Regions from separate parts of the Homo sapiens genome. Here region 1 is linked to region 2. Evidence: chromatin contacts called from ENCODE Hi-C data. All regions are on one chromosome and are shown on one strand. Each heading gives the region's core, a stretch centred on a gene start or an enhancer-like site at or near the end of the contact. The rest is flanking DNA. Distances are from core to core; before and after follow the strand shown. Region 1 holds the start of C1D (C1D nuclear receptor corepressor). Region 2 holds the start of PLEK (pleckstrin).

The links. A loop is a pair of places that touch in the nucleus more often than their neighbours do. Pooled maps may share reads with other maps.
Region 1: a pooled map shows a loop between it and region 2 (4-fold over the local background). The contact joins the promoter of C1D here to the promoter of PLEK in region 2. A Hi-C loop is called at or near these places in 2 of 37 single-sample maps with no recorded cell type and 9 of 50 pooled maps.

The regions. Positions count from the first base shown.
Region 1 is chr2:68,060,150-68,064,359 of GRCh38, reverse strand. C1D (C1D nuclear receptor corepressor) reads left to right here and starts at 1,356. Exons shown (of 5, transcript NM_173177.3): 1 at 1,356-1,402. RefSeq lists enhancers at 1,005-1,505, 1,258-1,667, 589-1,788.
Region 2 is chr2:68,362,585-68,367,012 of GRCh38, reverse strand. It overlaps PLEK (pleckstrin), which reads right to left and starts at 1,731. Exons shown (of 9, transcript NM_002664.3): 1 at 1,620-1,731. The coding sequence starts at 1,661. It overlaps LOC101927723 (a long non-coding RNA gene), which reads left to right and starts at 609. Exons shown (of 2, transcript NR_187652.1): 1 at 609-1,598. RefSeq lists an enhancer at 1,692-1,771.

The DNA.
Region 1 (4,210 bases), core at 107-2,606, 300 kb after region 2:
GTCTGCAGAACTTTCTGCTGCCTTTTGTTCAGCTATGCCTTGCCCCCAGAGGTGGGGTCTACAGAGGCAGGCAGGCCTCCTTGAGCTGCGATGGGCTCCACCCAGTTCAAGCTTCCTGGCCACTTTGTTTATCTACTTAAGCCTCAGCAATGGCAGACGCCCCTCCCCCAGCCTCGCTGCTGCCTTGCAGTTTGATCTCAGACTGCTGTGGTAGCAGTGAGCCAGGCTCCGTGGGCGTGGGACCCTCTGAGCCAGTCACGGGATATAATCTTCTGGTGTGCCGTTTGCTAAGACCGTTGGAAAAGCACAGTATTAGGATGGGAGTGTCCCAATTTTCCAGGTACCGTCTATCATGGCTTCCCTTTGCTAAGAAAGGGAATTCCCTGATCCCTTGTGCTTCCCGGGTGAGGTCATGCCTCGCCCTGCTCTGTGGGCTGCACCCAGTGTCTGAGAAGCCCCAGTGAGATGAACCCGGTACCTCAGTTGGAAATGCAGAAATCACCCATCTTCTGCGTTGCTCATGCTGGGAGCTGTAGACTGGAGCTGTTCCTATTCGGCCACTTTGGAACCTCCCCCAAAACTTTAAATATTACATACATGGTGCTTGTTCAAAATGCTTTTACATGCATTTAATATACGGACAACTGTTTCATGCATAACTTTTTATCAAATTACAGCCGTGGAATGACAAGTTACAAATGTTAAGACAATGCTCAATCGCTTATACTACACTTTCAATGAACAGTATGTACAGTTTCTGTTAATGCCTTTATTTTCTATTATGTTTGTTCTGATTGCATACATTGAAATGCAATTTTACATTTATTTGAAACTAATAAAAAATTTGGGCTTGTATTTTGCACATATTTTCCCCATTTTTCTACTAATTCATTTTTACTGTATTTTATAGAAGTACCTTTTACTGACAGATTGGAAAAATAAAGAACCCATTCTTCCCCACGGATAATCTAATAAAGAACCTGTTCTTCCCCACGGATAATCTGGGAAGCTGCTCTAAGAGGCTCATCTAGAGGCAGACAATAAAAGGGTAGAAAGAATGAGGGCCCTGAAAAAAGCTTCTGGGAAAGTAAAAACCCGAACAAAGTTTCGATAACTAAGATTTTTTTCCTGGTTAAATACACTCAACCTGTATTTGGGGTGAGTGTTAGCCGGGTACAAAGGTAGACAAAAGTTCCGAGTGCCGCCGCAATCGTCTCCCACAACATGGGTCTGAGCTACTCAAAATGAGATTTGCCTTTGGAGAAGAGTTAAGGAGCAGGGGGCGTGGCGAGCAGCGTGAGATCATCGGGAAGCGCCGCTCGTGGCGGGGGCAGAGCCGGCGCGTCATTGTCGTCATCGTTGCCCGACCGCTTTCCGGGAGACTGGAGTCGAAGGCCGTGAGGTATTTTTCTAAGGTGTAGTTTCAGTTTTTCTCCTGCTCCTGTTTAACTCCGCTTTTCCTCTCCTGGGATTCCCCTGTCATCCTCTGGGCAGACTGAGAAAATCGGAGTTTGGCTGCGTAGCCTTCCAGGAATGCAGTCTCTCACAGCTCTTCGTTGGGGCAGCATTGTTGGCAGGTCCCCCACTTCCGCTTGTTTTGGGGCTGCTTGCAGGCTTTGGCTTACCCCGGCCCCTCATTTCTCTCTTTTGCTCCGGTCTCTCTCTTTTTCTTCGTTTGTTAACCACCCCCTTCTCAAATCTTGGAAGACGAAGAAATTAAAAACAAAAATCAAAAAACATTGAAGTCTTCACAATTTTCAGCTGTTTTCAATCTTGCTTAGGGAGAGAGGCTAAAGTGGAACGTCTAGGGGAGTAACTTTACTGTGTTAGCTCCGTTTATCATTCACATTCACAGACTGCCTGCTGCTGCAGTATTAGCTCATCTGAGATAGTGGGCTAATTTCGACCTTTAGCTGAAATCTGTAGTGGGTAATCCAAGAGAGCAGTTTTTCTTGATGACCCGGATAAGTTCAGTGTAACTCAAACTTGTTTCAAAATAGCTTTAATGTCCTCAATGTTTGCTGACTACAGTTCAGTTTTGGCTTGATAAAGATGTATTTGTCGCAATGAGATGTTTGCTATCCACTTATTAACCTATTAGGACTGTCTGATGGTGGACTGAACCAAGACTTAACCGTGATTTTTTAAAAAATTAAATTTAAAAATTTTGTGGGTACATAGGTGTATATATTTATGGGGTACACGAGATGTTTTGATACAGGCATGCAATATGTAAGAATCACATGGAAAATGGGGTATCCATCCCTTCAGGCACTTATCCTTTGTGTTACAAACAATCCAGTTATACTTTTAGTTATTTAACTCTGTATTTTTGATTCAAAAACAACAGATTAGCCCTATTGAAGTACAGAGAAATGTTTGTGTTTGGTGGAAATGATAGAACTCATTGTTTTGTTGAAAGATAGTGACAAGTGTGAATAACGGTTTTTCAAAATAAAATTCTCAGTCAAAAGATACTACAGCTGCCTTCAGTTAGCTGTGTTGTATGTATCACAGTTCAAAAGTAATGTAATTTTTTTCTTAACTGCTTTTACCTTTTCAAATGGCTCTTCATATGTATTATCTCAGCTACTGTTTCCAAAGTTGACCCTTCAAGCATGGCTCTAAATAGTTCACATTGGATTAGAGTATTTGGTAATTTTCACTTTTAGTAAAATACTATCTAATGTATTGAGTGCTAACTGAGCCAGGCCCCGTTCTAATGGCTTTTATCTAGTTTATTTAATCTGTGCAACAACACTATATACTCTTATTTCAGAAATAAGATAATTGTAATAATCAACTTCCATATGTTTTGGAAGGTAATTTTGCTGCTTGATTGCTGTAATTTTGGAAATGCTTTGAATTAAACTTTGAATAGAAGTGAATTTAATTTAATGTAATTGTTCATCTCAATCTTGAGCAATATCCTCGTAATTTATATACTCTCCTATTAGACTTTGGGATAAATTTATTTTTAGATGTTAATATATTTTTTAGAAAAGGAAGAAGTCTATATTTACTCAGGAATTGTACTGTGGGACTGAAGGAGAGTTACAGACAACACTAACATGGAGTCACTGTTTGCCCAAGACAGCAATATTTATTGAGAACTTGTGTGTACATTTCATTGTTATTTTCTCCTAAGATAATGCAGTGCGAAAAAGTCATTACAGTAATTCATTACAGTAATAGAATTCTGGTGCAACAACAGCAAATGGCTCTCAAATTCCAAAAAACAATCATGTTGGATTTGTTCTTTGGCTTAGTTCATAACTGTGTATAATTATTTGGTGTAGAGATGGGAAGAGCCCTGGAATGTACATTATCGTATGTTTGTTTGGATCCATGTGGTGACTTTCTAGTATCTGTAAGCTCAAACTGTAATCTGATATTAAGAGTTTCCAAAATTACGTCTTAGGTTACTTTGATTGGTTTTAGTTAGTAAACAAATAGTTGCTAACTAACTAATACATGACAAGACATTATGTTAGTGATGTGGAGTTCAAAATGTGCCTCGACATGAATCTTCCCTTGAGCAATAGCCCAGTGAGTAAATAACCAATGGAAAGGTAGGAGGAGAGGAGTGACATGATCTGACTTAGGTTTGTTTTATTTTATTTTATTTTACTTTATTGTCTTTTGTTTTCTTTTGTTTCCTTTCCTGCCCTGCTCTGCCCTTGCCCGCCCTGCCCCACCCCATCTCGCCCCTCTTTTCTTTTGGAGTCTCACTCTGTTGCTCAGGCTGGAGTGCAGTGGCACAATCTCGGCTCACTGCAACCTCCGCCTCCTGGGTTCCAACGATTCTCCTGCCTCAGCCTCCGGAGTAGCTGGGATTACAGGCACCCGTCGCCATGCCCAGCTAATTTTTTGTGTTTTTAGTAGAGTTAGGGTTTCACCATGTTGGCCAGGCTGGTCTCGAACCCCTGACCTCAGGTGATCCGCCTGTCTCAGCCTTCTAAAGTGCTGGGATTACAGGCGTCAGTCACTGCGCCCAGCCTGACTCACGTTTTAATAGAATCTTCTCTGGCTGCTGTGTTTAAGAATAGTTTGCTGTGGGGTGGGGTAGGTGAAAACCAGGAGACTAATCACGGAGGTGTTGTAGTTCAGATGAGATGATAACATCTTAACTGGCTGGAAAGAAGTGAAGGTGGAGAAGCAGTTTAATTTTAGATGTATTTTCTAGGAAAAGCAAACAGAATTGCTTACA
Region 2 (4,428 bases), core at 482-2,981:
ACTCTATCATCCCCAATTTTTAGTGAGACAGCTTCACTTATTAGAAATTTAGTCTTCATATTTTTGTAATTTAGGGAGATTAAAATATGAGCATACAAACTTTATAACAGCAATTTTCATTGCAAGATGTTTTTAATTGTTTAAAAAAACAAACAAAAACTTGCAGAAATGTTCCTATTCACTTGCTCTTCTCAGGATACTAGCACAAGTGATCAGGAAAGGAATAAGTCAATATTAATTATTACCAGGTCTCGCCAATTATTATTGGTGCCTATTGCAAGTAATCTTTTACACTTCTATGTATAAGTGTGTCTTTTCCAAAGGATGTTTCGAAGCACAGCTGGCTACAGAGATTAGCAGCTGAGGGCCCACTTATTCTCCAGTACCAACTCATAGCTCTCACCATCACAAATACACTACAAATCCTAACTTGGAATAAATCTGCTTTAAGAAAATGCTGGAGTAATGAACAAAGTTCAGTGCCATGAATCAGAAACCTAAGCATCAGAGAAGGAGTGGCTGGTCACAACTGTCATAGCCATGTGACTTGGGGCAATCACCGAGCCTTCTGGGTCTGTCTCCTCTTCTGCAAATGAAGGAATTAGGCCAGATGACCTAGGGTCCCTCCAGCCTGAAGTCAAAATGGAAGCAGGCAGCAATGTGTGCTATTTAACCCCCCTTACAGGTAGAACATTGTAGGTTAAAACGTGAAACAAATGAGTAGCCTAAAACAGACTCACATTCACTGTTCATTCAACTAAAAAGCTAAGCACCTGAAGGAAGGCACTACGTTCAGCTCATTTCTGAAACAATCCACTCACTAAGGTTAGTGTGAGCATATCTGTGTATATAGGTGTTGCCCACAGGACACCAAGTCCTATGTGTGAATTCACATCCCGGGGAGCTTTCACAACCACACAGCACACACTCAGCATCCGAAGAAAGACAAACAGCACTAAGAAAATTCAATTTTCATGATGCACACCAGGGAGGCTAAGCCTTTTTCAGTACCCTAATCTTTAAAATGGTGCATCTACCACCTCGATGCCACATTATGCAAATTTACTAAGAATTGTGAGTGAAGAGATTTCAGCCCAATTAAAAAAAGATAAGGTTTTTTTTAAACGTGTCAATTCCAAGAAGATGGCCCAAGAAATAAGCCGTAATTACTCTATCATTATATCAACTCTTTAATCACTTTTTTCCCCTTGCCTCCCAAAAAAAGAACTGAGGGGAAGTGGAATTTAAATAAAAAATGAATAGTCCCTCCAAGAAACCTCCATAGAAGAGGAGTATATCTTCTGACAGAACACATCTGTGTGCCTCTTAAAAAGGATATTCTAAATCTGGAGGGAGTTAGCTTAGATCCCCACCTTCCAGGCCCTGCCATCTGGAATTCTCAGACCCGTAATATCAAACTGTAAGGAAGCCGGGGCTGGATGAGTATCCCCACTCCCCTAACCCCACTCCAACATTCTATGTGCTACCACGCTCCCCTATTTCAACCCAACTGGTTGAACAGGAAACATTCCTAAGATGAGCAGGTAGCCGGTGGAGCTGAACCCAAGTCTCCCCAGCCCATGTCCACTGACACCCTGGTAAGTGGCACCTTCGCTCACCTTCTTCACAAGGTAGCCCTCTCTGATCCGCTTTGGTTCCATGCTGGCTGGACAGGCAGATGCAAAGGTCACTCTCAGGCAACTCCTCTCAGCAGCTGGGCCTCCTCTGCATGCTGAGGTGGCTGTGGGCCGCCTTTTCTACAGCAGGTCGCTTTCACAATTTCCCTTCTGCTGGCGGTCGCATGATCACATCCTCTTCCCCTCACTGGGTTGGAAGATCAGAATAAGGAACTGCAGAGTAAACCACCCATTCCTTGCTAATGCTGGAGACTTATTAAAACCACAGTTGGGTTGAATATTTACCTAAGGGAAATTCTTACTACCATACAGAAAATCCCTCTTTTAAAGAGAAAAAGAAGTGATGAAAGGAAGAGGAAGATGAACAAGAAAAACTTGTTGGTGAAAATTGTCCTGAGTAAGGATTATTCTTGAGATCCTGGAAATGCCCAATAAAAATGCCAAGAAATTCAGAACCATCTGGTTAGCATAACAAAGTTAACTACTAAATGAATGCCTACTTCTCTCTATGCCAAGCCCTGTATCAAGTGTTTCTCAGCCTACTTATTTTAAACTAAATTAGTCTGCACATCGGCCAGGCATGGTAGCTCACGCCTGTACTCCCAGCACTTTGGGAGGCCAAGGCAGATGGATCACCTGGGGTCAGGAGTTCAAGACCAGCCTGGCCAACATGGTGAAACCTTGTCTCTACTAAAAATACAAAAATTAGCCGGGCATGGTGGCGTGTGCCTGTAGTCCCAGCTACTCGGGAGGCTGAGGCAGCAGAATCACTTGAACCTGGGAGGCGGAGGTTGCAGTGAGCCGAGATTGGTCCACTGCACTCCAGCCTGGGCGACAGAGAAAGACTTCATCTCAAAACAAACAACAACAAAAATGAGTCCACACATCAAACCCATAGGGAAAGTATATTATTTTCCTTATCTTAGAGTAAGGAAACTCAGGCTCAGAGAAGAAAAGTTGTCTCAAGTTGACGCTGCAGGTCACAGGGGAAAGCAGAAGAACCAGGGAGGGATGTGCTAGGGTGCCACTGCCTCACATCAGGCATGAGAACAGGTGTTCCACGTTGAGTGCTGATCTCACAGTCAGCCTGTAAAAAGAAGTCCATCATCAAACAGGTTTTTGAGAAACTTTACAAAATAATCCCAGGTTGGCAACTCCTCTAAATGATGAACAAATTAAAGACCTTCGCCCCGCCAAAGTACTACAGTAAAGAATCCTATAATGGTGTTTTCCAAACTTACTTCGCCATAGCATTCTTTTTTGAACAATTTATGTTAACTTTTTTTGTCATAAATTGAATTAGATCTCCCAAAAAAGAAGTCCTAACCCTTAGCACTTCAGAATGCATCCTTATTTGGAAATAGGGTCATTGTAGATATAATTAGTTAAGATGAGGTCATACTGAAACAAGTGGGCCCTTAATCCAATGTGACTGGTGTCCTTATAAGAAAAGGGCACACAGAAAACAGCCATGTGACAACAGAGTGATGCATTTACAAGCCAAGGAACGCCAAGGATGGCCAGCAACCCCCAGAAGCTGGAAGAGGCACGCAACAATTCTCTCCTAGAGTTGCTATAGAGAACATGGTGCTGACGACACCTTGATTTCAGACTTACGGCCTCCAGAACTGTAAGACAATAAATTTCCATTGTTTTAAGCCACCAGTTTGTGGTACTTTGTTATGGCAGCCCCAGGAAACCAATATAATCCTGAAAAACGAATATTCCATAGAATAAACTTAGAGACCCGTTAATCTGACCATGTGAAAATGAGCAAGTTTGTTATTACTTTGTGCCTCAGTTTTCTCATCTGTAATACGGGGATAATAACACCTATCCAATGAGGTCATTCTGAAGATTAAATGAGATAGACATGGAAGTATTTAGAAGAGTGTCTGAAACATAACTAGTATCCATAAATATTAGTTGTTCTTCATCTTCAAGGCAAATCTCCGTTATCCTAGAGCTGATCCTTTTCAATGATAAGTTCAACAGAGATGATGAAAGCAATCGTAGGACTAGATTTTCCTCATTACACCCGTCAGTGTTCTTTCACTGCAATCAACAGATAACAACTCTGGCTAATAGAGGCAAATAGGAATTTACTGGAAGAGAATGGAGTGGCCCACAGACTGCAGGAAAAATGAAGACTGGGGTCTTTGAAAGGACAGGAATCAGGGCAGTTGTGGGGTTCCAGGAAGCAAGACACCAAGATGAAAGAATGCCAGTGGTTTTCAGACTCTGCAGTAGTCTCCAGGGATCAGGCCTCTGATTGGCCTAACTTGGCCTAGTGCTTCTCTCTCCGGTATCTGAAGGGGGAACATGTGAACCGACAGCCCCAGCAGGACCATGCTCAATGGGAGAAGGGAGGTGTCCCCTAAAGTAAAATCAAGATGCTATTAACAATAGATGAGCGATGGCTCCGAGAAAGGCAAAACTGACAGACGTCCACGAGGGCATCTGAGGAGCCAGGAAAGTTAGGGGAAAGAAGAAGTTCTGTTCTTGGGGTTTTCTGAGAGCTTCCTGATTCCCTCTCCTCTTCCCTCCAGCTGTGTTTCTAGCTAACAGTCACTGCCCCTGTATTTCTCACTTTTCATTTTATGCTAATATCCATTACTTAAAATCGTTGATGGTTTCTTTTCAGTTTCTCATTGCACCAAAATTAATTAGAAATTGTTATAAAGTGTTGGGGGCTGAGAGTAGAGGGATCAACGTTTGATGTCACCTGAGCAAAACAGGAACAAATAAAAGGGTAATTTTCTGTATCTGCACTCAAACAAGTATTTTGCTA